Regions from separate parts of the Homo sapiens genome. Here region 2 is linked to region 1. Evidence: chromatin loops called from intact Hi-C (ENCODE). Cell type or tissue: gastrocnemius medialis. All regions are shown on one strand. Each heading gives the region's core, and the rest is flanking DNA. Links, peaks and the distances in the headings are about the cores only. Region 1 overlaps LINC01580 (long intergenic non-protein coding RNA 1580). Region 2 has its middle 370 kb from the start of LINC02207.

The links. Hi-C counts contacts between places; a loop is a spot of excess contacts. Peaks named below come from ENCODE experiments on the same cell type or tissue, not always from the same donor. Only the 100,000 strongest peaks of a DNase experiment are listed, where the experiment ranks them.
Region 2: it touches region 1 in a loop (2.8-fold over the local background); 2 of 110 quality-filtered maps call a loop at or near these places.

The regions. Positions count from the first base shown.
Region 1 is chr15:93,967,516-93,983,458 of GRCh38, forward strand. The region is part of intron 2 of LINC01580 (long intergenic non-protein coding RNA 1580); the gene reads left to right. It overlaps LINC01581 (long intergenic non-protein coding RNA 1581), which reads right to left. Exons shown (of 9, transcript NR_120320.1): 4 at 15,378-15,506; 5 at 7,481-7,891. Among named protein-coding and RNA genes, the nearest start is that of LINC01580, 75 kb to the left of the region's middle. RefSeq lists an enhancer at 13,830-15,943. In gastrocnemius medialis, for the core only: a CTCF peak has its summit at 7,756 (motif pointing left); a DNase peak (open chromatin) is centred at 5,996.
Region 2 is chr15:93,478,098-93,494,040 of GRCh38, forward strand. No RefSeq gene overlaps it. Among named protein-coding and RNA genes, the nearest start is that of LINC02207, 370 kb to the right of the region's middle. In gastrocnemius medialis, for the core only: a CTCF peak has its summit at 8,152; DNase peaks (open chromatin) are centred at 7,460, 8,134, 8,514 and 8,914; H3K27ac peaks cover 5,367 bases.

The DNA.
Region 1 (15,943 bases), core at 3,216-11,215:
TGCAGGCTTGACCTCACAGGCTCAAGTGACCCTCCCACCTCAGCCTCTGGAGTAGTGGGACTATAGGCATGTGCCACCATGCCCGGCTAATTTTTGTATTTTTTGTAGAGATCAGATTTTGCCATGATGCCCAGGCTGGTCTTGAACTCCCGGCCTCAAACCATCCACCCACCTCAGCCTCCCAAAGTGCTGGGATTACAGGCATGAGCCACTGCACCTGGCCTTTTTGTTGTTTTTTGAATACACTCTCGTTATGATGAGGTTCCTTCTGAGGTTTTTGAACTCCTCTGCCCCATCTCATTGAGAGATCCTACTTGTCAGACACATTTTAAGCTTTTCCATTAGATAATGGCCATAACTTAATTCTATTGCTGGGTACTGGTCAGGGAGACACTTTTGTTCTCCTAAGGATGTTGTAAGCTAAACTCTACTACATTTTCATAAGCAATTTTATCTTGACATTTATATTTTGGCTTATCTCCTCTCTCAGATGTGAAAGGTATTTTAATCATGAAACCGAAAACTTAGTCAAGAAAATGTTTTATTTTACACTGGGATTCTTTATTTTTAAGCACCGTGTTCTGCTATGAATTCATTTTGACATCCATGCCAGGCACCTTGCAGACAGGGAAATGTTTTTTATTTACTTTAGCATCTGTTTTAGTATTTCTTTAGTATTTGTTTCAATTTTTAAAGAAATACTATGTTTTGCTGACCCGTTGCAAGGCAAAATTACCCACTACAAGGCAGTTCTGGGTAATTCTTTTTTAAAAAATAAAAAGATGGAAAATAGTAAATAATTTATCAATTAATTTACTTATTGATTCAAAAAGGTTTCACTGGCCATCTGTTATGGGAAAATCACCATGACAGGCACCAGAGAGAAAGCACGAAGTAACACATGGGAATCCTTGCCTCCAAGACACGTAGAGTGAAAAAATGCAAAAGAAAAATCACATGAAGAGTGCAATTAAGAATTAAATATAGGTTGCTCTTATAGGAAGAAAAACTAAATAAAATGGAGGCATCAGGGAAGACCTCTCAAAGGAGGTAGCAGTGAAACTAAGTTAGGAAGAATCTGTAGGACTTGTTTAGATAGGGTCATTCCTGAGGCTAAAAGCAATGACATCTTGGTGATGTAAAGTGGCTCATAGAAAAGTTCTTGGGTCAGCTCCAGGTACATAGTAGGGATCGAATAAATGTTGGTTTCCTTTTCACCTGTTAGTCATCCAAATAGGATCTTCGCTGAATTATTTGAATTTTCTAAACCATCTGGTGTTTTGTGGAAATAAATGTCCCAGCTAAATCCACTGGAACGGCTGCGATGGGCTTTTGGTTCATCTGCAGTAGCAATCTTCATAAGTGGAAATAGAAAAGTAATCTCAACTGACTGTTAACCGACAAAGGCCCTAATGATGTCTTTGCAGAAATAGTTTGTGATTTGGGTACTGAGATTGTGCAATCAGAGTAGCAGAGAAAATACAACAAGGAGTGGCTAAAGGTTTCATAGAAAATATGACGAAGGTGAAGTAGAAAACAATAAGCATTCGGGTAAAGAAATGTAAACATGTGAGGCCCATATCCAATCTAGCAAAACTCTGGCGATCTTGCTGCATCAGGAGACTGACAAGTAGACCTCTTTTCTTACTTTGATAGCTTTTTTAAATTGGTAATATATTTACAGGACTCAAGCATCAAACAGTAAAAAGTATGCAATTAGTGGCACATGGTGGTGTGTGCCCATAGTCCCAGCTACCTGGGAGGCTGAGGCAGGAGAACCTCTTGATCCCAGGAGTTCTAGGTTTCATTGGGCTGTGATGTGGGCTGCAGTGGCCACTGCACTCCAGCCTGGGTGACAAAGCAAGACCCTGTCTCTTAAAAAATATATATGCATATGTAGTAATAAATCTTGTTTATACACCTTTCACTCTAATCCTAGGGTCCTATTCTAATCTCTGCTATCTTTTAGAGTATCTTTATACAATTTTAATCAATTGCATGTATAGATGCACATATTTTTATTTTCCATGTACCTGTTTATTCATTTAACAAATATTTATTGAGTGTATACTTTCCAGGTAATGTTCAATGCAGCCAAGGGAGCTAAGGTAATGAACAAAACAGAGAAGTTCCTACCCTCCCTGATGTTCATTCTAGCAAATGGAGACAGATGATAGAAAGTAAGTAAACTATAGGGTGTTAGGTCTTACAACCACTAAAGAAAAAAATGAAGCATAATAATGAGGAAAGAGCATGCTGGAATGGGAAAGTATTTCACTTCAAAATAAGGGAGTGGTACTTGAGCAAAGACCTGGTGGAGGGGAGGGAGCAAGCCCCATAGAATCTGGGAGGAGATATTCCAGAAATAGAGTATTCCTGATCCCAAAGGCAAGCCCCAGAGATCAGGGTAAGCCTGACACCTTCCAGGAATAGGAAGAAAGCCCGGGTGGCCAGGGTGGAGTGAGCTAGGGACAGAGACGAGATTAGGGAGGTAGGGAGAGGATAGCATTGGGAAATAATGGAAAGAATTTTGAGCAGAAGTATTTTATCAATCACTCTTGAATTTAAGATGAAGATGAACTGTAGAAAGGGCAGAATCCATATGACCTGCTACAGATTAGTGAAATGATTCCAGTTAAGTGATGCTGATGACCTGAATCAGGGTGGTTGCTATGGATGGGATGGGATATGGCTGATTTGTGGAGAAATGTTTTGTAGGTTGAGCAAACAGTATTTGCATGAGAGAAGTGCAAGAAGGAGGGGTGTCCCAGCTAGGAGACTGGAGATGGCATCCATGACCTAGGAAATATTTCGGGAGGAGCAGGACAGGGGTTCAAGTGATAGAGTTCCATCCCTGGACACGCTAAACTTGGAGTGCCTGTTAGACAACTTAGTAAATATGTCCAGTAGAGAGTTCAAATTAGGGAGAGGACCTCTTTAAGGATTACAAGCTTGGAGGTAATAAGAATATAGACAAAATTTGAAGCCGTAACGTGGATGAGCTCACCCAGGGAATTACTGTAGATAGAAGAAAATGAGGCCAAAAATAGCATCTCAGGATATTCTACAGATCAAAGTTTAACAAGACAAATAGAGAAAGAGAAGGTGACTGAAAGGAAGCCAGTGTGAGACAGAAGAAAATCCAGGAGAGAGTGGTGGGTGGAAGAAAGACCTTCAAGATACAGAGAATGATGGGCTCTGTCAAAGGTGCTGATTGCTAGGTACGATGAGGACTAGGATTGAACCAACTCATATAGCTGTGACCTTGACAAGAGCATCTTCAGTAGAGTATTGAGGGAAAGTGCTGATTGGAATGAGTTCAAGAGAAAATGAGCTGAGGAAATTAGAAACAGCAAGTAGAGACAAATTTTTACGTTTTGTTGTAGAGAGGGAGCAGAAGAATGGCACAGTTGTTGAAGGGAGAAGTGGGGCCAAGTGTTTTTGTGTTCTGATTTTTTTTAATAGAGGAAATAAGGGTAAGTGTCTTAGCTAATAGTAGAGAGGAGAAATGTGAAAGAAGTATCCTTATTTCTGTGATAATTTGGCTTTAGCTAGGAGCATCAAAATTTCCATCCATGGTAACAGGAAGAAAAGCTGAGTCAGGGCTGAGAGCACAAATGGGCAAGTGTGGTAGACAGAGAAGTAGAGAAGTTTTCCTCATGGTTTTTCTCCACCCTCAGGGAAATAGGAGGTAGAGTCATTAGCTGAGAGTGAAAAGTAGGGAGAGGTGTTGGGGTTTGAAAAAAGGGAAGAAGGTCTGGTATATTTACGACAGAATGGGAGAGAAATGGATAGGGTAATGACTGAGCCCCAGGCATCACTACTGGTCTGCTCGAGGATGATAATCAAGGATTGGAAATGTCACCAGTAAAGCACTTTTCATTTGTGTTTTTCTTTAGCCAGTGTCAACTGCAGAGTGCAGTAAGTATAAAAGGACCAATAGTTAAAGCAATTTTTACAAATGGTAGTACACTGCAGACATGAATATAATGACATTCCTGGTAAGAATGGTATAATGCAGTTGTTGTCACTTGGTGGGTATATATGCCAGGAGTCTATAGGGGTTTCATAGGGGTTCAGGGTGAGGTATTGAGTTTCTAAATATTTTCATTTTCCCTAATCCTTTAAACATGTCTATTAGGTATATTTTAACATCCATACCATACTTTAATCACACCTGTTAATAATTTTTAAATCAATATATTTACAGATTTGAGTTTGCTTACTTATAATTTCGCTGTTAGTTTGATTGATCCAAGACATTTAAAGGATTAAGGTTTAAATAGAAAGTAAAGGTTTTTGGAGACAGACCAGGGATCAAATGTCAGCTCTAACACTTACTTGTAGTATCCTTAAGCAAGCCATTGAGTGTCTCTTAGTCACCATTAGATCATATATTAAAATAAAATAAGAACACCTATTTATATGCTTCAGATAAAGTTTAAATTCATTTATGTATATAAATACTAGGCACAGTTATAGGTATTTATAAAGATTCCTTCCAGTCCCTCTACCTTAAAAATAAATGACAATATGGAAATAAGCTATTTTTTATTGCTACAATTAATATTTATTTTACAAATTTTTCAAAATGAAATAATCAAAATAAAACAATTAAAAAAATCTTCATTTATGTTTCTCAGAATTCAATATAGTAAATATTTTGGTGTGTTTATCCACATACAAGTAAATATAAATAAATAAACATAAATGTGTGTGTGTCCACATGCATTGTGCACACACGCACACACTCGCACTACATCTGCTTTATTCCATTTAAAATACATCGTGAACCTGTGACTTTTTCTTTTGCTTTCATATCATTAAAATTTTTCCACAACATTACTTCTGATGGATGTTTCAAGATCATCAGACAGATGTATGATAATGTGCACATTAATCCTGTAGGGCTGTTCTTTATTAGTTTCAATTTTAATCTAAACTGTGTTAAACAATCCCACTGCTAAATCCTTAGGTTCGTCTATGCTTTTTTTCCCTAGGACACATTGCATTAAGTGAAAATTGCCAAGGAAAAAGCTATGTAAATCTTTAAGGGTTGTCGTAAGTGTTGTTAGTTGCCCTCCAGAAATGTATCTAGACTGTCAGGTCACTCTCTTACATTGGATAGCAATGTCATCCATAGCAACTGGGTATCCTCTCAGTGCCTGTGTGCCCTGCATATTTTAAGGCCTGAACAACAAATTAATCTTTACTATTGAATAAGTAGAGAATCTCATTGTTTTTCTTCAAATATGGGAGTTTTATTTTAGTTTTGTATTTTTACCTTAACCAATGGTTGTGAAAGATTCTTTCTATGTAAGGAATTTCAGCCTTCTGGAAAGAATGTCCCCAGGAATACTACATGTGTTTTCATAGGTTGTTAGTGACCTAACTGCTTTAGAGATAGTATAAGATCCTAGACTTAACAGGAGAAACACAAAACTAAAAGAAATAATGATATAGAACTCCTATTACTAATACCACTACTTAGAATACAACTGTCATTTCTCTGGTCTAACAGTGAAGAAAATTTTTAAGTCAAAAGTTTTTTTTTTTTCTTACAATTTATTTCTCTAAAAAATGTTTTACCCCAGTTATTTGCTCTTTTTTCCATATGCATTTATCATGTTCCATTTATAGGTATGTGATGGTTTTTAAATTTCTTTCTCCTATGAGACTTAAGAAAAAAATTTAATTCTATGAAATTCTATTTTAATGTGTCAGTTACTATATTGGGGAATTATTAAATCTTCATCTATCAATCTTTGGAAGAAAACTAGATTTCTGGGCGTATACTGGATTTTCCAGACAGATTTTTTGTGTTCTCATTGTAACCCTGTTTATTTTCCTCTGGTTGGAAAGGCCATGAGTGTCTCTCTTAATTTACAATGTTGAGTTCCTTTGCTCTCCCCTGGGTCTCATTTCTCCCAAACAATTCCTTCAGCTGCACATCATTGAGCAAGAGGGACACCATGGATAATGGAAAGATCTACGGCAAGGCTGGCTGTCTGCCCTGTCTAAGGAGGACGTACTGGACCATCCTGCTCTGCACATCCAGATGTGTCCATGAATACATCCATAAAACGATGGCCTGTGGAATCCTATAGGAAAATGATCCAGAGCCTGGGCGGTCAGAAGGAACAAACACTTGATTTACAAAATAAATCTTCTATGTTTATGTTTTAAAGACACACAGAGGAAAAACATTTTTAAATTCATGATTTCCCCCCCCAGATTTTAACTATTGTAATCTCTTTCTTTCCTGAGCCTTAGGCATCTTCATTATAAACCAAAAGATATAACTTGAGATTTTCCCAGGGTTTATATACTCGTTAGAGTTGGAAACATGAAAATGGCAATTTGGGATGTCTCTTTGGAGTCAAAAACCTTATAAAAATATAATGTACTTTCTCTCTCTCTTCATTTCCTCATTTTTCTGGTCAAAGCTAGAAGAGTAAGATGTCTTTGAAACTATTAAGATAATTTTTAAGACATGGTATAATTGTGAATTTTATATAGATATAAAATGAACAGGTATCAAAGACTTTATTAGCTTATTAATTAATAAGAGAACGGGTAAATGTTATAATTGGTATAAAAAGCAGAGGCATATGTAGGAAATTAGGAATCTGAAATGAATTTACAAATTGATGGTCTATCCATGAGGCAATAATTGGTTGCATTCCACCAGTCACAATTGATTTGCATTTCTATGAACAAGAGATGGATGAGCTAGACAGGATAGTCACTCACTTTTTGTTCTGAGCCCATTTCAAAGTCTCAGTTGTTTTCCTTACTAAAACATCTATCTCTAATATCCCATTATATGTATTAATATCCCATTATATATTATATTTTATAATATATAATGTATCCCATTATAATATATATTTTTTATAATATATAATATATATCCCATTATCCCATATATATTCCCATATATATTATATAATATAAAATATATCCTATTATAATATATATTATATATTTTATATATAAGTGATTTCCAAATGAGTTCTATATATATTATAAATTAATATCCCATTATATATACATTTGCATAAATATATGTAATGGGATATTAATTTTTAATATACATAGAACCCCTTTGGAAATCCCTTTCCACAATTACAAGCAATAGATATTTTGGCAGAGTTTTAGTTATGGGGTGATTAGATTTTCTAGCATGTTGAGATTTAGTGGGTCTTAATTTACCCAAAGTCATTTAACCAAAGTAAAATTGAGATTCAAACCCAGATAGATTCTGATTTTAAAAAGCCATGTTTCTGTCTCCTCCCCCTCAAAAAAATGGGTGAAAAAATGGTGGCTCAGGGTCAGATACAAGCTTTTCACTTGTAAGGGTAAAATAATTAAGTCATAAATGATTAGAGCTAAATAAACCTCTCTTAACCAATATCTTCCTGAGAAGCACAATAGTTGACAATAAAGCCGAGAAGCACTGGGAAGCTGAGATGCAGACCTGCACTCTCTCTGTTCGGGCTTCCCCTTGCCTTCTCAGTTATTTCCTTGGCGCCTCTAAGGATCCCCAGAAAACTGTTTCAAATCCTTGAGTTCATCCAGTCTTATCAAAGACTCATCTCTGCATTAGAACTGTTATTTTCTTATTCCAAACCCGGTGCTCATCTATGTTGTCTTTACTGAAAATAAGGGTTAGTCTTGAACTAGTATTTAAATTTAAAGTCCAATGTCTGAACCAGGCAGCCATCAGATCTGATTTAGGGAACACCTGCCCTCTTGTGGTTCTCTGAGCTCATCTGTCTGGAGTTAAGGAAACCTTTTCCAGCTTTCGTTGTGGAGACTCTTCCCGGAGGAGACCATCTTGAAAGAGCTTTATGGAAGAAAGCCAGCCTAAAGTCCCAGTCCAATTTGCCTAGAGATGAAGGCAAGAGGTGGTAAATAGGGTGAGTAAGAGGGTCTTTAATCCAGGAATAAAGATGTAATTGTCAAGATAGAACATCTCTTTGCCTCCTTTATCAATCTGCTGCTGAGTCCTTGGAGTTTGCCACTAATCAGGTATAGCTTTGAAAATGTAAAAGAGTTTTTCAGATACTCCCAAACACATTAGCAGTTGCAAGAGTATCAGTTGGAATGGACTAAGGTATGCTGAAAAATCATACCACCCCCAAATCTCAGTGAATTATACAACAAAATTTAATTCTGAATTATTCTAGGTATTTATTTTAGTCAGGGTTCTCCAGAGAAACAGAGAAAAATAGGATAGATAGATGATAGATTAGATAAATATGTACATACATATATAGATACATAGATTCATAGATGCATACATACATAGAAAGATATAAGAGATTTATTATGAGAATAGGCTCACGTGGTTATGGAAGCTGAGAAGTCTTAAAATATGCCATCTGCAAGCTAGAGAGTCAGTGAAATAGTTTGGATACTTGTCCCCACTCAAATCTCATGTTGAATTGTAATCCCCGATGTTGGAGGTGGGGCTTGGTGGGAGGTGTTCGGGTCATGGGGGTAGATTTCTCATGAATGATTTAGCACCATCCTCTTGGTGCTGCCTTCATGATAGTGAGTGAGTTCTAATGAGATCTGGTTATTTAAGAGTATGTGGCACATTCCTCTCTCTCTTGCTTGCTCCTGCTTCACCTTGTGAAGTGCTTGCACCCACTTCACTTTCTGCCATGATTGTAAGCTTCCTGAGGCCTCCCCAGAAGCTGATGCTGAAGCTATGCTTCCTGTACAGCCTATAGAGCCATAAGCCAATTAAACCTCTTTTCTTTGTAAACTACTGAGCCTCAGGTATTTCTTTATGGCAATGCAAGGGTGGCCTAATACAGCCAGAAAAGCTAGTAGTATAATTAAGTCCTATTCCAAGGGTCCAAAAACCAGGGAAATCAATGGTATAATTCTCATTCTGTGGCCAAAGGTCTGAGAACAGGGACAGTAGGGAGAATGGTTTGAGTCCTGATGTTCAAAGAAGCTCTGATGTCCAAGTACAGGAGAAGATAGAAGACCCAAGGGGAGAGCGCAAATTCACCCTTTCTTTATCTTTTTGTTCTATTCTGGCCATGAATGGATTGGATGGTGCTCACATTGGGGAAGGCAATCTTCTTTACTCATCCTATTGATTCAAATGCCAGTCTCTCCTGGAAACACACTCACAGATACACCCAGTAATAATGTTTTACCAGCTATGTGGGCATCCCTTAGCCCAGTCAAGCTGACACATAAAATTAACTATCATGACGTCCGATGAAGATTGTCAGAGGAGCTTGGCTCACTCACCATGGTCCCTCTATCATGTGCACTTCATTACAACATGCACTTTCACTATTCCCACAGCAGTAGGAAGAAAATGTGGGTCTTAAAAGTTTAGTTCATACGTGATGCACATCACTTTAGTCCTTTTATTAGCCAAGTCAAATCACATGGCTGTACGTAGCTTCAAAGAAGCAAACAAGCTTTGTCCCACCGTGTTCCCAGGAGAACGAGAACATCTACCAACAGCATCAAGATCACCATACCAGGATGAGACTCAGTACAGTAGAACACTGAATTTTCAGGGTATAAAAGTATATACTTTTCTAAGTGTATTAAGCCTTGTGGCTCATCATTCTTCTTTATGCATACATTACTCTTTGTCCCTAATGTTCTTCCCTCTCTCAATATCTCTCATTGTCCTACAGACTCCCTCCTTTATGGCTCCAGTACCATCGAATCCCCTTAGTTAGTCCTGGCCACCTCTTATTGGAATTACTTTACAAGACACTTTACAGTGTCTTTATCTGTTGGCACTGCCTGACTAGGAGATCATTGCCCAGGCTAGGGGCTGCCTGCTGCTCTCTCCCACCCACAAATTAGGACCTATTGGCACTAAAAGCTTTGAGCCTGGCTTTGCATTGCCCTTGGAACATTCACATTTGAATTATTTTTTCAACCCAAGAGAGAAGTCACCCCAGACCCTCAAATGCCCCAACTTCTTTTATTTTACCACTGTCTAGTGTTTAGAACTCTGAATGCCTTATAGCCACATATTTAGCTATGATACTATAGAGCTTTATCCTTCTAACTCCCAGGGCTGGTAAATTATATAGCCTTTTACATAAAAAGAAAATACAGTTGACTAACCTGTTGGATTGGTGATAAACTCTGGAGGGGTGGGGAGAAAAGAGTGTCTACTTGACTGATAACCTCAACACATTTTCCTGTTTTCCTTCAACCTACTGCTTCCTCCTGCCCTCTTTCACAGTATGTGGGTCACACACAAAAAACATTATTGCACGGATGGGAGAGTCATGGAGAGGAGACAGGATGACTCCCCCACCAAAGGAGTACTTCATTTGGATTGATTGTTTTCATTAAATTTTCAAAAATCCCTTGGAAGAATGTTTGAACATTTAAAAATCATCATTCCCTAATTTCCTTATGTTTGAGACCTTTATTTGAAAAAGATGAAGCACAAAAATTGACTGGCTTGTATGTGGAAAACATACTCTTTCAGATTTGTCACATACAGCCTGTGGCCTAAGGCCTATAGTAACATCCAAAGTGGGAGGATGGCAGAAGAGGAGGCATGTAAAAGTCTTCCCCTTGGGAAGAATCTTGGGATAGTCAGAGTCAGGGGCAGGAGTTCACTGGAGACCCATCCTACCCTACTCCCATCCCCACTCAATATTTGCCATTTTCTCTATAGAGGCCATTTTTCTCGGCTGCAGTTTCTTGCATGAAAAGACATAGTATATGGGAAGTCCTCTGGGATCTAATTGTAGTTCACTTACAAATTATGCAAAAAATAGGCAATCACTGAAACTCCCTGAACCTCAGTGTCTTTATCTATTAAAAAGATATAATATCTCATGCCTCGTTCACCTTCACAGTAGTTTACTCCGCTAACATTTGAGATAATAATTGCCAGCACTTGGTGAACACTATGTTAAGACTGAATTTTTCTTTTCTTTTCTTTTCTTCTTTTCTCTTCCTTCTTTGCCTTCTTTCCTTCCTTGCCTTCCTTCCTCCCTTCCTTCCTTCCCCCCTTTCTTTCTTTCTTTCTTTCTTTCTTTCTTTCTTTCTTTCTTTCTTTCTTTCTTTTCTCTTTCTTTCTTTCTTTTTCTTCCTTCCTTTCTTTCTTTCTTTCTTTCTTTTCTTTCTTTCTTTCATCCTTCCTTTCTTCCTTCCTTCCTTCCTTCCTTCCTCTTTTCTTTTCTTTTCTTTTCTTTTCTTTCATCTTTCTTGAGATAGAGTCTCCCTATGTTACCCAGATGCTGGCCTCAAGTGATCGTCCCTCCCTCAGCCACCCAAGGTGCTGGCATGACAGGCATGAGCCACCACACCTGGAAGGTTGGATTTCACTGAGCCTTCTCAACAATACTATAAGGTCATTATGATGATTGGCTCCTTTTAGAGAAGCAAGCTGTGACTCAGTGTAGGTAAGTGATCCATACAGTTAGAGTCGGTAAATGGTCGAGCTGGTAAGAGCTGTAACCATTACGAATGTCAGCTCAGATAAGCCAATAGACTAGCTTGAAATCATAGGAAAGGCTCCACAGAGGCAAACGATGGCTGCTGTCTAGTGCATTCCATCTCAGAAGGCAGGACCTTGGCCACCAGGTTGGTGAATGCAGGTGAATGCAGGTGCCAGATGAAGCTGGGGAGGAGCAGCAGGATTTAATAGGCTTCTAACTCAAAGGGAGCCAATAGAAGTTCCTTCTGGAAGATTCTAATTGCGAAGCTGTCATTTTCATTAGTCTGGACTGGTCGTTTGAACTGAGAACTGGTGCACTGTGGAGAGGTTGGTCAGTCAGGAGGAAAAAGTGGTCTGGAAAGGGAGTAAAGATGGGGCAAGCATGGATGAAACCAGGTAAAAAGAGAAGAAGGATGAAGAAAGCTGCTGCTGGCTTCTACATGTAAGTGCAGCCCCTTTTGAAAAACAGAGTTGCATCCTGTCCTTCAGTACTATAAACTAGCACCAATTTCTCCCCGGTTTTTATGTGAGCTATTTTGAGTGCTTTTGTGTTACTTTATCACAAACTTAACAACACCTTCTCAAAACCTCTCTCTCTTCATCCCAAAACTAATTTACTTATCCTCTTCTCCTTAGGAAGTTACTGGTCATTTTGGTTAATTATAGAAAAACATACAGGGTCTTAACTTTGTTTAAAGTGGTCACAAGGCCAGATGTGGTGGCTTACGCCTGTAGTCGCAGCACTTTGGGAGGCTGAGGTGGGAGGATTGCTTGAGCCCAGTAGTTCAAGATCAGCCTGGGCGACATGGGGAGACTCTGTCTCCAAAAAAAAAAAAAAAAAAATTATAAAATTAAAAATAAAAAAAAGTGGTGGCTAGTACCAGCTTTCACTTCAGGGAGACTCACTGTGACTCCAACTCCATTTCTGGCCAGCTGTGTAATCTTGAACAAATTGTCTGTTCTGAGCCTTAATTTCCTAACATGTTCAAAAGAAAACCAATAGTCACTACTTGGTAGGACTGTTAGAAAGAATGAAAGGGAAAACACACAGCATGGATGGCACAGTATTTTATACATTGAAGGTCTTCAATAGCTAGTAGCCATCAGTGTTGCAATTCATTCTTCCAATTCTAAAAGCTCTCTTTTGGTTTTGGTTCTACAAAAGTCACTCCCTGTGCCCATTCACCAGCCCTAGGTACGTGGAGACCAACGACATTTTAGTTTTTGGCCAATTTCTTCTATTCAAACACTCTGATCAGAATTCAGTCATATTAGGGTTAAAGAAAAAAAAAAAACCCTTGATTATCCTCTGTTCTTGAAAGCACTATCACCCTTGTTGGCTTAAGGCCAACCTGATTTCTGTGCTGAAAGAGCTGCTTTTTGCTTGGAAAAGGCAATGGCTGCCAGCTGCTTCCTCAGATGCTGTCTTCACTGCAGATAGCAATAAACAGCTGCAAGGAATGTGTTAATTGGTCTTGATCAAGATGTCATCTTCTGCGTTATTATTGAGTCAATGCCAGGTAGACAATGCCAGCAAACAGACAACAGTGAAAGTTGTCCTGATGCAGGAAAGTTGTACTCATTGCAGCTAAAGTTGTCCTGATGTAAGCCTTAGCTTACAGCATTCCCACTCAATCTCATTGACAGATTAAAGATCTCCACACATGTTTCAACTGCTAGGTTAATACATGTATGGACATTACTTAACTGACTTTGTTTATCATCCATCTGCTTAAGAGATGGAAGATAATTTACTGCTTTGAAGAGGTTTATTTAAAAACCACTTCCCAGAGCTGGACAGAGCTGTTCTATGGTGCAACACCCTGGCCAGATCTCTAAACACTGGTCTGTATGGCCACTCCTCCTAGTTCACACATCTCCCCCTTGCTAAGCCCAGATGCTACAAGTGTGGTCCAAGAATCGATGCATGAGCACATTATCAAGTACTGAGGACCAGGAACATTGGTGATGGTGCCATGGGCACCCTCTCTACCACTAACTGGCTATGTGACCTGGAACAATTTACTTAACCTTTCTGGGCTTCAATGTCTCATCCCTAAAATGTGGAGATGGACATTAGTATTTGCTTTGCAGATTTGTGAGGATAAGGGTTATGCATAGCTATTGATAATGACAAATGCATAGTAAGTGCTGAAAGAACATATTTGTTGTGATGCTGATGACACTGATGGTGATGCAAGTGATGTCAAGGAGCTTGGAGTCCTGTTATACGTGGGCTTGGTGAGACATTTAAAGAACATCTGGCCCTTTTAGCTCAAGGATAGAAGTGACTATCTTTTGACTTCTTCTGCCTTCTCGCCCATGGCTGCACCAGTCTGTGCACCTGTATCTTTATTTACTGTCCTAACATGAGCCCTCCCGACTGAAGTTGCACTCATGACTTGAGTCCTATGCACAGATCTTGACACTTGAATCAGAGACTTCTTTTGTCCTGAATTTTCTTTTTCTTTTCTTTTCTTTTTTTTTTTTTGAGACAGAATTTTGCTCTTATTGCCCAGGCTGGAGTGCAATGGCATGATCTCGGCTCACTGCAACCTCCGCCTTCCGTTTTCAAGTTATTCTCCTGCCTTAGCCTCCTGAGTAGCTGGGATTACAGGTATGCACCACCACACCCGTCTAATTTTGTATTTTTAGTAGAGACGGGGTTTCTCCATGTTGATCAGGCTGGTCTCGAACTCCCGACCGCAGGTGATCTGCCCACCTTGGCCTCCCAAAGTGCTGGGATTACAGGCATGAGCCACCATGCCTGGCCATGTCCTGAATTTTCAAACATAGTTGGTTCTCAGATCCTGACCTAAAGCACCCTGCGTGACATCATGATCTTCCAAAACCACTCATACAGGCCCCTGTCAGAGCTGCAGAGAAAGAAGCTGGCTGAAAAAAGGCCATATAGAGATCCTGGTGGCTCCCTCAGGGAGCACTACAGCCCCTGCAGTCAGCACAGAGGGGCACCCTGATTAGGCTCTCCTATTAAAGCTGCCTCAGGACACTGGCTCACCTTGTGTGTTAGCTGGTGAAGAACTCAGGACCCTCAAAAGAGAATTCAGGCCAAAAGAGTGGTGTTGCCCCTTCTCTGGAAGCATTTGAATTACTACTATAAGGTAATAATCTTTGTGTTTTAGATTTTCAAATCTCAAACAATAAATATGTTGCTTTTAATTATTTTTGGAATACAGCCAACACAATATTTACCAAATCACTTTCAGAAGGCCAGTGAGGAAGCCCAAAACACAGCAGCTACACCCACTGATTTCTGTTTTTCTAAGTTGAAAACTGATCCGTCTCGATTGCAGATGATTATGAATAGTTTTGTACGTCCAGCAACATATTGCTAACCTCAGCCTTTCTTTCTTAAGCTCATTATTTGCTAATGATTTTCTTGGCCACAAAGCTCATAAAATTCCCTTGAGTTGCTTAAAAAAAAAAACCTCTTAGGACATTTGTTCCATTTGTTCAGCATCTGCGCCGGACAACATCTGGAGCCTGAGGAAATTCCACAGCTCAGGGTATGATGCGTAAATGAAATTACTTTTTCATGCACTTCAGAAGAGATTCAAGAGCATCTTTCTGACCAAACAAGCCCTTTTGTTCTCCTCCAGCAAGTGTTTCTCATTAAAAATGTCATCTCCCTAATAAATTGCCTTATTGCCCCTGCAGCTGGGCCTATTGTTTTCATGGTTTTGTGCTCACTCTGATTCTCACAGGAACAGAAAACCAGAGAAAAATGGGACTTTTCCCCCATTCTGTCTCCATGAAATGCCTTTATTTCACCCTTTGTGTTTGAGTGAGAACTTGTCTTTCATCGGAGCCCTTTATTCTCCCAATAATCACTGCTTTTGGCCCAATATTCACTGCTTTTGGCAAAATATCCTCAGACACATCCTGTCAGATATACTTTTCCTACCTAGATACTGGATGGTGGCAGCTTGCATCCAGGGATCCCAGCTCAGGCCAAAAAGTGGCATTTTGGGGATTATGTCCTAGTGGTTTATTCTTTGTAAGAAAATATCCAATGTGATCACATCTTTAGTCTCTGCCATAAGAACATATACAACAATTTTAGGGATGGCAAGGATAAAGAGATTAACTTGGGACAAGAATGGGGGTTAGGATGAGATGTGTGTGTCTGTGTGTGTGTGTGTGTGTGTGTGTGAGAGAGAGAGAGAGAGAGAGAGAGAGAGGGAGAGAGAAAGAGAGAGGGAGACCTGGGATTAGGGGTTCCTATAGAAGCCACAGAAAAGATTTAAAACAATCTTGGAAACATTTGATGCAAGCTATGTTCCTAGAGTTGAGGGGTGAAAAAATATCTTTTTTTTTTGGTATCTCTGGTCAGAATTAACCTTGAATGTGAAAAGTTCATCTTCTATCAATTTCTTTCCCCCATATCCCTTCAGCCTCTCCTTTTCACTGGCCTCTATTGCTAACATTTATTCACTAGGTCAGCAGGAATTTGTACAACCAAACTCATCT
Region 2 (15,943 bases), core at 4,384-12,383, 490 kb before region 1:
GGGGTGAATGGGATCCACCCTCCTCTACAGGTCCTTGATTTTCCTTGGGCTGCTGTACTAAGGGTCTACTTTCTTCTCTCTTTCACCACACCCTACCCCCTTCCCCCCATACATTAATGCTTTCCAGTGACATGCTATGGCAAACCTAAAGACCTGCTTGATTTAGTCCTTTAAGCTAAAGAAATTCAGCCTTCCTAACCATAACTTTCTGTTTGGGAGTTAGAGAATCACAGAATATCACATTGCATGGAGCCTCAGACTGATGGAGAACTATTTTTCAGTATTAGAGCAGCTTTTCATTACCCATTCTATATATTAGAATGATGCGGGAAGGTGAAGAAAATCAGGGAACTAGTAAAACTGAGAAAGGAAAACAAGTTGATTTTTCATTAATTCGACAGTTGCGGAGACTCTATATGTAGGTCTGGCCCTGGACTAAGCACAGGCGTAAATAAGACTATTCCTGTCCTCAAGACCCTACCCATTTACCAGGGGAGAGAAACATCTAAGCAATTATAATACAGTGCCGCCCAGTATTGTCATGTTTGCCCAAGATGCAGGGGAACGTCCGGGGGAAGGGCAACAATAAACAGGGAAGAATTTGGAAAGGAGTTGGTGGTGGAGCTCAGTGGTATAAACCAGTAGGTGTTGGAAGCTGAGAGAGGAGTTTTAGGCAGGGCAGAGCAGAGACAATGTTTGAAGACAGGGAGAGCACAATACGTCCGGCAAAGTGCAATAGGAAGAGAGTATGTCTGGCGTGGAGGGTGTTACGGAGGTAGGGCAGGAGCAAGACAAAAATGTGGGTAGAGACAGACCAGGATAAGTCTTCTGGGAGCCTGGAGTTCTCTTTCAAGGGATGAGCAGCAGTCGGGGACCCATGGATTCAGGTTGGTATTTTAGAAAGAGCCTGCTGGTACCAGGGTGGAGGTGGATTGGAGGGTAGTGAGCCTGGAGGCGGGAATAAAGTGGAAAAGTCCAGTCTGGTCCCAGCATCCCAGGTGTGAGCCACGTGGCCTTCGGTAGGTCTGTTGCTATGACGTCAGGGGCATGCTGTAATCTGAGAGCACTTGATGGAATGCATTCTCTTACTTAAAGACTGGCTGGACCAATTATTTATTAACCATACAGGTGGCTTTTCTGTATACCTTGACTCTGACACTCACTCTTCCCAGCTCTCAAGTCCAGAGAAAACAAACTAGTTATTGAGACTGTTCCTGGCACTAGTGATATAGTTGTGAATGAAATGGACAAAAGTCCCTTCCCTTGAGGAGCTTCCATTCTACCGGCGAGACAGAACATAAACAATCGTACACATTAAATGACATTAAATGATAGGCAGCAATGAAGGCTCTGGTGAAAAATAAACATCGGGAAAGGGGCTTGCAATTTACAATAGGGAGCCAGTAAAGCCGCAATGAGGTGCTATTTTAACAAATTTGACCCCGGAGGGACCTTCACTTCAAGGGCTAAGTTGTTTAAAGGGAGGGCAAGTGTGGTCCAATTGTGCTTGCAGAGGATCTCTGGACCTTAATGGGGCCACGAGCTATGCTTGCTGTCCCTGGAGGGGGCAGCCAGGCTGACCACAGAAAATCTGTGATGGAAGGAGGGTCTAATAAACACTCTCTGTTTCTCAGCTTGGAGCTGATCTTAAATATTCAAAGCAACTCACCACTCCCTTCTCCTGTTGGCCCCCAGTTTATTTGCTGAAAAGAAAAAAAAGTTCAGCTCAGCTGTAGCATCTGTTTTCTAGTGAAGTCCTTGCTTCTTACTCAATTTTCCAGCTGGTTTGACTTATCAGTACACAAGCAGGTCACCTGACTGGCTCAGGGCCACACAGTGAGCAAAAGATTCCACCAAAACAGGAACCCAACCTTATTTTTATTATTATTTTTTTATATTGCACAGTTTCTGGGAGTTCCACAGTTGTGGCAGATGGGATGCTAATCACATTCACGGAAAATGTATGCAAGGAACTTCAGTGCAGAACTCTGCATCTGGCTCGAGGACTCTGTATGACTCGACTTCCCTAGTGGAAGGGGGAAAGCAGAGAAACACCCTCCTCCATCCATTAAAAGGCCATTTTGCACATGACTTGAAGACTCCCCAGTTGGAGGCCCTCGTTCCAGTGCAGCTGCATTTTGGGTTGCATCCTCTTCAAAGCCCACACCCCAAGGTGTGGCCTTGCCCAGTTAATTTATTTTTTCTTTCCCCACTTCCCTTCTTCTCATCCCTGTTCCTCCTGCCGCCGGGCAATTTCAAGTTCATAAGCAAGCTGCTACAGTGTTAGGGACTTTCTGGGTAGAAATGGCATGCGGTTGCTGGTGAAATCTTACCAGTATTTGCGGTGAGGTTGAGATTGACACAGGTTTAGAAAATATAAAAATCACCTATGGGCCCTCTCATTTGTGATTCTCCTTTTTGTTTGCAGTAACCTTTGGGTTAAGTCTTTCAAGCTAATCCATTCAGCTTCAGTCCTTTAACCCTTTGATGTTTGTTATCTATTTAAGCTACAAGAACCTTATCTTCAAATGAAGATTAATGTGAAAACAAACTGGTTGTGGCTTTCACAGAAGTTCCATTGGATCCAAAGCCCCTGCCCAACAGGCTTCTCCTGTCCCCTCTCCACACATCCCCTTTGTGACTCAGGGCCTGTGGAACCTTAGGCAAAGGTCTTTAACTCTCTGAGCCTCAGTGTTCTCATCTGTCATTTGGGCACAATTATATGCACCTCTTGGGGTGTTGGTGGGGATGAATGAAATGGTACATACCCAGTGACTTGCACACTGAATGGTCAATTAGTCTTTTCTTCTTGACTCATTCTGAGGTGGGTTCTAAGTGGCCATCTTGATTTTTTGTCAATACTACTGCTTAAGTGAATCCCTGGAGTCATAGTCTGAAACCCTAAGTATACCCTTCCCAATTCCCTACTTTACCAGACTAAGCCCTTCACTCAGGTAGTTCATTTCTTATTTTTATTATTTTCCCTGTCTTTCTAGGTACCCCCAGGGTTTCCTTCCTGGCTCCCTTCTCTAACCTCATTCAGTCACCAATGTAAAGTTTTCCTTTTTATTTTGAGAATGTCAAACATGTAAAGGTAGAATAGTCCAGAGTGAATATTACAGTGGACACTATATATCCATCAACTGGAATTAACAACTATTGACAGTATTAACATTCATTATCGTATATTCTTCATCTTTTTTTGCTAAAATATTTTAGAGCAAATCTAAACAATTATGAATTTCATTGATAGTTTTTCATGTACATATATATCACTAAAAAATAAGAACATCTTAAATATTCACAGTAACTTAATCATACTGTACAAAATAAAAACCCAAGAATTTATTAATGTCATCTACCACCCAGTCCATATTCAATGTCTTTTCATACATGGTTTGTTAGAATCAGAATCCGAATAAAGCCCATACGTTAGCTTTGGTTCTTTCAATCGCCAATTCCGCCCTTCCCCAGTTTATTCTGCCATGACAAGTCGTGATCACTGGGTTTATACTCTCCTCTTTTTTTTTTTTTTTAATTTTACTTTAAGTTTTAGGGTACATGTGCACAACGTGCAGGTTAGTTACATATGTATACATGCGCCATGTTGGTGTGCTGCACCCATTGACTCGTCATTTAACATTAGGTATTGGGAGGAGTCAAAAGGCAAGGTCAAAGGTTAAAGATCGTCTCTGTCTTGACAGGTATTTTGATGGCTCTCCATTGCGTATTTGTAAGTGTCTAAACCCTTCCATTTACACTTTAACACATCAACTTTTCATTCTTTTACAGAAGAGACACTTTGTTGCAGGGACTTTCTGAGGACCATGATGAGAAGAACTAAGATGGTGTATGTGCAATGCTTAACCCTACCCAGTACACAGAACATACTCAAAAAGTTTATGGATTCTTTTTTTTTTTTTTGAGACGGAGTCTCTCTCTGTCCCCCAGGCTGGAGTGCAGTGGCGCCATCTCGGCGCACTGCAAGCTCCGCGTCCTGGGTTCACGCCATTCTCCTGCCTCAGCCTCCCGAGTAGCTGGGACTACAGGCGCCCACCACCACGCCCGGCTAATTTTTTGTATTTTTAGTAGAGAGGGGGTTTCACCGTGTTAGCCAGGATGGTCTCGATCTCCTGACCTAGTGATCCACCGGCCTCAGCCTCCCAAAGTGCTGGGATTACAGGCATGAGCCACCACACCCGGCCAAGTTTATGGATTCTTAATTGGTAGTGATCATTATGATCATTGCATCTTAGAAAGCGGGTCTTTGGGTCAGCGGACTTACACTGGAAATCTGCATTTTCTCCTCGTCATCAAGCATGTTACTGAAGGAGCATCTCTGAGTCTCCCTTTCATCAGTGATGAAGTGAGAGTGATATGATCTCTTAGCACTTTGAGAAAGAGAGATGCTGTGGATAAAACACATATAGCATTACTGGACACAAAATAGGCCTTCAACAAATGGTAGTATATATACCACATACGTAAAATACATATCATCCATGACCACCCGTCTTATTTCTCTCTCTCTGTCTGTCCCTCCCTCCCTAGCTTTATCTTCCCTGTCTTTCAATTCCTGCTGCATGTGGATAGGACTCTAAATACATTTCAGTGTATACATGGTATAATGGAAAGAATCTTTGTTGAGTATTCTAGGTCTGAACTCATCTTTTAGTAGTAATCTACCCTCAGGCAATTCATGCTACTTGCTTGAGCGCAGTTTATTCACTTGTGAAACAGGAATAATTGTGTCTGTTCTGAGACCCTTACAAGGTGAGTGTGATGCTCACGTAGGTGCCACAGGGTGAGAGGGCTTTGAGACGGTGAAAGCGCCAACTGACAGGCTAAGTCCGAAGTACACTGAGAGGGCTTTAAAGAAACGAATACAAATTCCAATGACATGAAGTAATTCATAAGCATTGTCTTTTAAAAAAAATCATGTTCATCTTCTCTGGTTTACTTGGTTTTCTTTGCCATTGAATTATTCCACCAGGATTTGCTCTCTTTTGAGGATCAAGAGCCACAGAATGCTAAAGGGAGGCAGAGTCTCGGAGGTCCCCTGTGAAGTGGGAAATCACCTGGATGCAGTGGGGCCCTTCAAGTGCATCACCAAAAAAAACCATCCCAGAAGGTAGGGAACAGAAAGCCTCAAATACCAAATTAAGATGTTCTCATCAGACAGCTTAATAAACTAGTTTAAAACACACAGAAGTAAGGGGAAAGAGATGAAGACTAACACACCTGGGGTAGGGTACAGGCAGGGTTGAAAGGGCCAGACTCCAGTCTTGTATTACAGGGGTCCCCAACCCCCCAGCCATAGACTGGTACTGGTACCAGTCCGTGGCCTGTTTGGAACTGGGCCACACAGCAGGAGGTGAGTGGTGGGCGGACGAGCAAGCAAAGCTTCATCTGTATTTACAGCCAGTCCCCAGAGCTCACATGACCCCTGAGCTCCACCTCCTGTCAGATCAATGGTGGCATTAGGTTCTCATAGGAGCAGGAACCTATGATAATTGTGAACTGCACGTGTGAGGGATCTAGGCTGTGTGCTCCTTATGAGAATCTAATGCCTGATGATCTTCACCCTCTCCCATCACCCTTGGATTGGACTGTCTAGTTGCAAGAACACAAGCTCAGGGCTCCCACTGATTCTATATTATGGTGAGTTGTATAATTATTTCATTATATATTACAATACAATAATAATAGAAATAAAATGCACAATAAATGTAATGCGCTTGGATCATCCTGAAACTATCACCCTGCCACCCCAGTCCTTGGAAAAATTGTCAAATTGTCTTCCACGAAACCAGTCCGTGCTGCCAAAAAGGTTGAGGACCACTGCTGTGTTAGACGATATGTATAGCCCCCCACCCCCTTTCTCTGTGTCTGTCTCTCACTCTCACACTCTGACACTGGGGTTATGAAGAGGACAAGATTTAATAACAAGGGGGCCAACAGATGGAAGGTACCTGAGGCAGACACACGCATTTGTTTTTGTGAGCCATGGAGACAGGTGTGCTTGGTCCCAGCCGCAGCTTGCCAGTGAGCCGGCTGGCTTTTATCTGTGTTTCAGGCCAATGATCCTCAACCTTTTTGGCACCAGGGACCAGTTTCATGGAAGACAATTTTTCCATGAATCAAGGGTGGGGTAGGATTCAGTGCATTACATTTATTGTATACTTTATTTCTATTATTACATTTTAATATATAATGAAATAATTATACAACTCCTCATAATGTAGAATCAATGCCCTGAACTTGTTTTCCTGCAAATAGATAGTTCCTCTGGAGGTGATGGGAGACAGTGACAAATCATCAGGCATTAGATTCTCATAAGGCACACGCAACCTAGATTCCTCGCGTGCGCAGTTCACAGGAGGATTTGTGCTCCTATGAGAATCTAATGCTGCGGCTGATCTAACAGGAGACGGGGCTCAGGGGGTTAATGCTTGCTTGCTCACTGCTCACCTTCTGCTGTGGAGCCCAGTTCCTAACAGGCAGGAGCCCAGGAGTTGAGGACCCCTGTTTTAGCCAGAGGATAGGCAGAACCAAAATGGGTGTTCCCCATGAGTGGGCAATTTAAGTCCCAGTGAATTTTGAGTGCCTCAAGTATATTTAGTGTAACTTTTGATCCTTCCATCTTTCCCATCTTCCACCTGCACCCATGTGCTCAGCCTACCTCATCTTTGTGTAACTCACCTCACTCTACTTCATTTCTTCTATGATCATTGGCCTGTTTCTGTTATTTTCTAGAGATGCATCGAACATCTTTAAACAATAGAGCCAACATCTATCACAGCACATATTCCAGCACTCTCATGTGAAACAAGTGTGAACTGAGGACCTGAGTGCAGTGTGAGAGAAGCAAGCCTGGGACATAGCCCTTCTTACTCCTAGTTCAACACAATCCCCATGATCTTTTAACTTTCTTCCTGTTCTCAGGGTGAGATAAAGAGGAATAGAGACCTGGCTAAGCCATCTGAAACAAACAGACAAGCAACTCAGCACTACAATGGGACTTTTTGGATATATTTGGAGGCAAAGGAATATCAGTTCTTGTCAACCTTCATTTTGCAGACTGTGTGATGTAGCAGAAAAAAGCCAGAGAGATGTGGGTGGAAACCCCAGCCTTTCTATTTGGCGAAATAACTTGACCCTGGGAGAGTTCCTCCTTTTTTAGCCTACAAAATTAGTAGGAGAATAGAGTTATTATGAAAATTATACGAGAAAGAGTATGCAAAGTGCTAATCATTGAGACTGGCTTAAAGCTAGGACTCAAATAAATATGAGTTCTGCTATTTTTCCACATACCTCTTCTCACTTCTTCATTGTAAGCTTCAATTTGTCCCCAAGCCAATGGCATTCACTGTTCCCATTAGTCTCCTGCTAAAATTTTGACTCAAGGTGGTGACAGGGAGTGATGCTGTGTTTGGCCGTCCCACCTGACAATGAGAGGGACTGAATTATGGCGGGAACTCTTCGGCCAAGGGTTGCTTTCTGCTAGGTCTCTTCGGGGGATGCTTCATTCTAGAGGCCAAGAGCGCTTCAAAGAAGGACCAATAAATTGTGCTGGGGGCTGACAACCACACTGCCAAGGGCAGAGTTGCACATGGCAGGCCTTCTTCTTCCTTTAGAAGAACTCTCAACCCCTGGGGTAGAGTTTCCTGTAAGTGTGGGTGTTAAAATGGTTTGTTTTGGTGTTGTTTTTGATACATGCAACTCCTTCCAGAGGCTAAGACATGAAAAGTCCTGCCAGGAAATCATCACTGAGGAATAAATAATATCATAACCCTCTCCTGAAGCCCAACAGTTATTCTCCACACACTCATCCTCCAACACCCTGTCCCAGTTGCCAGCTCCAAACTTATAGAAGTCTCAGCAAACAGGCATGAGGCAGAAACATGTTCCAAAGCTGTCTTGGCTCAGCAGGGTCCACCCATGCTAGCTAGGATGGGGAGAATTCCAAGGTAAACAGGCTGCGTTATCACTCCAGACTTTCTTGGCAGGAACAAACCGGTTTCCAGCCCCAAAACATATTTTGTGTGGATAATGGACAACTAGTTACAGAGTAAACACATGAGGAGTTCGCAGGTGTTATGTTCCTTTGTGTTCGCCAACCAGATGTTCTTGTGTGGGACTGGCGTTTTCCGCCCCCTGGGTGTCCCATGCTGAACTGAAAGTCATTCTTTCTTCCCCCTCTCAATGACATCAAGAAGAATTCTCACAGGATATTTCCCAAAATGAGCTGTAGATTTCACTTGCAAACAAGATTAAACTGTTTCTGTCAATTTCTTTCTTTCTTTTTTCTTTTTTCCTCAATCTGGATTATTCCAAGTAGCATTAGTCAAAATAAACATGTAAATCTTGACCTTTAGAAAAGTAACTACTATAGCAGAGTTATAAAAGTTACCTTAGGGAACTCAGGCTGTGAAATTGATGCCCGTGTCCTCGTGCTCTGGGTTGGCACTGGGTGCTGTGGACGCCACCTGTGCATTGCTACAAATCAAGGCCAAAGGTGGAACATGCCAGTGCTATTTCCACCGCTCCTGGTCAAGGCATCTGGCATGCTGGGGCCATTTGAAGAGGTTTGGACAGTATGTTCTCCTTATGGCCTACTGTGCTATGGATCCATGGGTCAGTTTGGAGAAAGCTGAGTGCTTCTAGAATATCTGACAGATCGAAGTGGGGCAGTGAGGTGAATGAACTTGGGTTTAGGAAATGAAACTTCATCAAACTGTGTCTGAAGTCAATCTCATGTGTCATTAGCCTTGAAAGGTTCTACCTGGTTCTCGTTGAACAAGTCTTGGCCTGGGCCCTGAACTTGCTTGGCTGTAGCAAGGGAAGATTACACAAAACCTCTTTTGCTGTCACGCCTTATCACTCCTCGAGCAGAAAGGAGTTCCTCGTTTTTCCATGCCACCTTTCCCAACACAGGAGTAGCGCCGGGCCAGGTCTCCTCAGTCGCTGAGTCTTGGTGTCATCCAGGCTTCCTATGACACGCTCAGTGCAAGGCAACTTGAGCTGCTCAGGCAGCCTGCTGTGTAGGATCCTCTGGTCTTTCCCCAGTGATGATAAAAAGAGGTAGCCCTAAAATGTGTGAGACATTAAAGGTTGATTGTAGAAGATACACGCAGCATGGTTGGCTGCATAAGAAATTCAATGACGGCTGGGTACCGTGGCTCATGTTTGTAATCCCAGCACTTTGGGAGGCTGAGGTGGGCATATTACGAGGTCAAGAGATCGAGACCATCCTGGCCAACATGGTGAAACCCTGTCTCTACTGAAAATCCAAAAATTAGCTGGGCGTGGTGGTGTGCACCTGTATTCCCAGCTACTCGGGAGGCTGAGGTGGGAGAATCGCTTGAACCAGAGCCTCCCAAGGTGCACCAGAGGTTGCAGTGAGCCAAGTTTGCACCACTGGACTCTAGCCTGGCGACAGAGTAAAACTCCGTCTCAAAAAAAAAAAAAAAAAAAGAAAAGAAAAAGAAATTCAATGACACATGTGCTATGTGCTTCTCAAAACACTACAGTTATAAGATCTTATTTGATCCTAATTAATAATACCTTATGCTACTGTAAGTGCTTGTGGTTTATAAAACACTCTGGCTTACTTTATTTAACTCTCAGCACAAATTTGTGAGGCAGGTGGAATTAGGCTCGCTTTACTGGTGAATTACCTTGGTCTCTGGGAGTTTATGTGATTTACCCAAAGTCATTTGCCAGTCAGTGGCAAAGTCCAACTCAAACTTCAGCCTCTTAACTCCAAATCCAGGGCTTTTCCCAGCAGGTTGGGAGTTCAGTGGAGTAGGTGCCACTGTTCACGTTTTGTAGATGAGAACGTTAAGCAGGGATTACATAACTTGCCAACAAAAAGTAATTTGTGATAGAATCTAAGAAATAATGCACATTTCCTGACTTCTAATCTGGTGCTCTTGCCGCCTCTCTGGGAAGCTTTTGGGGGGGATAAGTGAAGGTGGGAGAGATTTTGTGATCATTGGAAAAGAAATCTAATATAGAAATCCTATCCTAAAGGACATCACAAATTTGCAGAATGCATATCATCGTAATGTATAAAATATATTAGTGGTTAAAAAAAAACTCTGCTCATCCACTCCATTTATGGAATTTATTGCCTAACTGTCTTTTTATACCATGGCAGTGTTTGTGTGTGAAATGTGTCTAACTTGTGGAAGCTATAATTTTGTATTCAAGACATGATGGGTAATTATATATAGGAGTTGCACTTGAATTTCCCATCTACTGACAAAAATGATGGAATCAGCCACAGCATTGTGATTTCCTTTCAGTGAAATGCATTTGCTTTCCTTTTCAATTAGTTTTATGGACAAGATTCAAAGATTGCTCTAGACTGAGAGAAAGTGGTGACTGGAATTAGCTTTGTCACATGCGGAAGGACTGGCATTGCTTCCTATCAGTGCACATTCAGGCAGGAACACACATCTGGGGGAGAATGCAGACACTCCACATGGCAGTTCTGGTTGGCGGGATGTTGGCTGTTAGGTTCGTCTGGCCCACATCCAAGTGGGCTTACTGAGTGAGGCACAGAAGGCGACTCTCCAGGGCACTTTACTTCTAACGAGTGGACCTCTCCCCTAGGCCAGGTCAAGAGGCACTGCTGTGGGGATTCTCTGATGCCATGCACTTATTGTATTGCCTGGCCTCCTCTCAACTTTACCAGCAAGCTCTTATATGTCTATTTCCATGACAATTGTACTTCAAGGGCCTAACATGGTGGCTGACATCAAGCAGAGACTGATGTAAAGCTACTGAATAAATGCATGGAAGAATGACAGGCAAATCTTAGGATAGGGCATTATAGTGATGCCTTGTGTGTCCCCATAAGCTCAACATTTCAATCTACTCAAAATTCAGCCCAACTTGGAGGATGGCAGCTTTTCTTTCTGTAAGTAAAATCAGGTAGCCATTTGACTGTTGACAGACTTGTTCTTGGGCAAGTTACTTAAATTTCCTGGGCTTCACCAGATAGAATAGGGGTGAAGGTGTCTGATAGCAGCCCCGTCGTTGAAATGAATCAAGTCTAAGCACCTTGGGAGAGCTGCCAAGATCTTCCTGTTGGTGCCCACCTTTGTGGTAAGCTCTCAATGACACACAACTTACTCCTTGCTGCCTGCTGGACATGCCATGCCCTCTTTTCCATCTGCAGTGTATGTCTTGCTCTCCCTGGGGCATGCCCTTCCTCTGTTCTCTTTGCCTGGGAAACTTCTTCACATATTTGGTGACTCGGATCGAATGCTACTCTTTTTTTTTCTTCTCTCAAAAAATCCTTCCTCACTGCTGCTTGTACCTGCTTTAGCATTTTGTTTATGTAAACGTTATTATATTGATCACTGTATTAGTCCATTTTCATGCTGCTGATAAAGACATATCGGAGACTGGGAAGAAAAAGAAGTTTAATTGGACTTACAGGTCCACATGGTTGGGGAGGCCTCAGACTCATGGCAGGGGGTGAAAGGCACTTCTTACATGGCAGTGGCAAGAGAAAAATAAGGAAGAAGCAAAAGCGGAAACCCCTGATAAACCCATCAGATCTTGTGAGATTTACTCACTACCATGAGAATAGCATGGGAAAGACCGGCCCCCTTGATTCAGTTACCTCCCCTTAGGTCCCTCCCATAATATGTGGCAATTCTGGGAGATACAATTCAAGTTGTGATTTGGGTGGGGACACAGCCAAGCCATATCAATCACCTTTAACTGGCATTACTGGAAATTCTTGACTGGCTCTTTTAAAGGGTAGATGCTGTATTCTATTAATTTTGGTATCCTCTAAGCCTAGTAAAATGCCTGGTATAGATTAAATGCTTAAATCTTTGTAAGATAAGTAAATGACTGTCTGAATGAATGAGAGAGAAATAGAAGTAGGACGACTATCACATTTTTAATTTTTCAAAAAAGGTGAGATGATTTACCCACAATTTAAATCAATAGAGATTCCTAGTATGTCCTTACCAGGTGAGAAGCTTCTGGAATCCCAAACACCCAGCTCAGTTTTGTTGACTGGATGAAAGGATGTATAAGCAAATAGTGAAGATTCTTTTGCAAAAATGTAGTTTGACTTTTGTCTCCATTTATTTATTAATTTAGCTTACGTTTAGTGATCTTTGATTATATGCTTTCCCCTGTGCATTCCTTCTCCTCATCTCTGTCTAATCCCAAGCACTGGGGCTGCTAATATCCTTATAATATCATGAAAGTTGATACAGGGAAGTTTAAAAACTTTGTGAAATATGATACCAGGCAAAGGTTCACAGGTTCTTTTTAAGGCTGACTTCCCTTCCTTGGTTTCTAGCATCCGAGATCATTAAAAATAGATAGCATTGTAGACATTTTAAATACCTATCTTACTTTATTTCCACCATTAGTTTTGCTGTTTCTTCCTGTGGTCCTCTGAGGTTGAAGAGAGAAACCTCAAGGTCATTTTCAATATCAGGCAGTCTCACTGCTCAGGGCATGCTTTCCTATGTGTAGGTTTCTTTATTCTCCCATTCTGCTTCTTTTCACAAAAATGTGGTTTGCAAAAAATCCATATCGTTTACTCAAAACATAGGGTTCTAAAACTTGAGACACTGGGATCAATCTAACCATGCTATTTGGATTTAAAATGTGGGGAGGATATCCAGCTAGGTGAGCTATCTGATCATGAGTTCAAGATTGAAGGCTCTTTTTTTGATATTGGCATTTCAGCATCAAATGGGCAGCCTCTTCTCTGATCCTAATGTTCTCTCCTTTTAATAAGGCAGGTGGGACACGACTAAAAATTTCACTTATCCCAGCACCAATGCAGCCCCACCCACTTTGATTTGCTTTCCTGTAGCATTTATAGCCACATCTCTTTTTCAATCAAGTTTCTAAAGAAACTGGATTGCAAGTTTCTTTAAGTCATGGACTTCCCTTGCTCATCTTCTCTTTCCCACTCCAAAGTCTATGGCAATGTGTAACACAATAAATGCAGACTGTCTCAAAAGGATAACAGCTCCCTCAAAAGTGTCAAGATGAAGACATCAGAGCATGCTGACATTTTTATTCTTCTTAATTCTCGTGCACACCAATGGCTGGAGGCCTTCCATTGTCTCCTGGTCTGAGTGCTCTATGTATGCTTGTCAAAATAATGAAAATGTCTGGCTGTGTCATTGATCAAACCTCATGGAGTGAAGAAACAAGCCTCGGAAGGGTTGGCTCTGCTTTCAAAGGTACCGGACACCAGGCTGCTGGTGCAAAGTCCCTTGTGAAAGGCTGGCCCAAATGACAAGCTGTAAAGGTCCAGACTTTCAGTTATGCTCTGTAACAGTGTCTGAAATCAATATCCATAGCGCAGAAGGTGGTGGAGGATCAGAGGCTTGCAGTGCTGCCTCTGACATTTCAGGAGCATCTCAGTTGTCCCCCAGGGTGGTCTCGTCTCATTCCAGCCCAGAATGGTGCTGGGCGGGGGGAGCCCGAGCTCTTCTCTTTAGAAATCTTGGAGCAGTTTTTGATCTGTGCAAATCATCGGGAGGAAAAGAGACCCGGAACCCTTGGCTTGTGTTTTGTTCTAGCAGAGCCAGTTTTAAGTGAATTGATTTGTAGGGCTGCTGCCACAAAAAGAGTGATTCCTTTTGCTGCTGGGTGAGAGAAACAGTAAAATGAGGCTGTTCTTGATGGATCCCTAGGGCCAACCCATGCGAGAGGTGGATGGCCAGCCTTGCCAGTGGGCAAGAATACCAGTAAGCTCCTGGAGTACATTTCTTGTGCAAAATATCCAGTGCAGTGTCTGGCAGAGCACTGATGCTCCTGAGGATTAGGGCCCTTGTCTAATGCGGTGACATCTAAGTCTTCTATTGACATTAATATTATGTGTCCCTATTTTATGCAAGATGTGTATAGGCCCGTGGTATACTTGTGAAATATGGAGCTATTTTTGGCAATTTTCAAAGGGCCAGGGAGCATCCAGTTTCTCTTGTGGGGTGTCCCCTTATCTCCCTGATCTCTCTCTTTCAGCAACTTCCAGCACCCCCTACTTGTTTATCTGTTGTGCCCTGAGACTTACCTCCCTCCTGAAATATGGTAACATTGCATTCTAGTTGGTCTTTCTGTCCCTATTCTTCTGTCTCTAATTGAGTACCCTGCCTTCATTGTGTTCATTCTAACTCAGATAGGTTCATTCTTTTTTTTTTTTTTTTTTGTTGAGACAGTTTCGCTCTTGTTGCCCAAGCTGGAGTGCAATGGCGCGATCTCAGCTCACCGCAACCTCCGCCTCCCGGGTTCAAGCGATTCTCCTGCCTCAGCCTCCCGAGTAGCTGGGATTACAGGCATGTACCACCACTCCTGGCTAATTTTGTATTTTTAGTAGAGATGGGGTTTCTCCATGTTGGTCAGGCTGGTCGCGAACTCCTGACCTCAGGCGGCCCGCCCACCTCAGCCTCCCAAAGTGCTGGGATTACAGGCGCGAACCACCGCGCCTGGCCCAGATAGGTTCATTCTTATTCCTGGCATGGAGCTCCTCTGATACCTCTCATTATTATTGTTGGGGTATTTCCCAAAATGTTTGAATTGGTTCACTGCATCCTTGCCTCAGCCCATGTGCCAAGTCCCGCGTCTGGACTCTCCTTTCCATATATTTCTTTTCAAGGAAGGTAGAACTGTTTACCCCAACTCCGACATCACTGTACTATTACTCATTTGTATGGCAAGCTCCTTCCCATCTGTCAAGAGTCTGCTCAAATGCCATTTCATTTCTGTAATTCTTCATGCTTCCTCGACATGAATAATTAATCAATCTACCCCTCTCTGATCCCTTATAATGTTGCACATATTTTACAATAACGTTTATCATTCTGGGTTATTTTACTATTGATACTCATTTGCATATCATTCCTTAATAAGCGGTGAAGACAGGAACTTTACCTTGATTTATGTTTGAATTTCTGGTGCCTATCAATGGTGCCTGCTGTTTGTCTAATGGGTGCTTTGACAAAAGTCTGGGTTGAAACTTAAAATTTGAGACACATTTGTCTTTTGGATTTGAGCATCCGTGCATGTGACATGTTGATAAGTTAATATTTTATTGGTTATTGATACTATTTTAGGGTTGACCATGGAAATTGTTATCTTAAAATTAGATTCCATTGGATCTTGGCATTAAAACGTTCTTAAGAGGCTCGTGACCCACGTACTCTTTTGGTTTAGAACAAATTTTTCATTGCCAAAAAGTTCTGAGCCCTGATGCATGCAACATCCTGCATAGAATAATAAAGGGTCTGTACACTTTGTGGAGTCAATCCAAGAGAATGACCTACTTAGAAATCTCCAACTGAGAAGAATCTTTTAGAAAGAGGAGTCCATTTGATTTTCCTGTTTGGTGACTTATCTATGGGGAAGATAGGCTTGTCTATGAGAAACTCAGGTTGCATGATTTGTGTTTTCATTACCTGGGGCCGGATTTGTTACTGATACTCCAGAGGTTCTGCCTAGGCCCTGCTGTTTGCCGCACAGAATGCCAATCACTGAGACAAATGAGTATTGCCAGGGAAGAAGGCTTTAGTCACCTGTAATCAGGTGCTATAGTTAAGGAGAAGGGGAGATAAATTCTCAAATCTGTCTCCCCAGCTTATGAAAATTGGGGGATTTATATAGCAGGGAAGGCAGGAAAATAGGAATTAGGGACTGGTAAGAAAGCAATCATGATAGATGAGGAAACTGGCATCTCATTGTCTGGATGTGATGATCTGATGAGTTTCATTCCCTTGCCTGAGGGTCAGTTTCTTGAGGAAGGAACTCAGGTGAGACAAATGTAAGTTTCAAGTTTTAAGACAAGGGAGGGTGAATTTCTATGTTTATTCAAAAATCATAAATATTAGTTCTATGGGAAAATTGGATGGTTTCAGCTTGAGACTAACTTGGTGGGCACTGAAATCAGCATGAT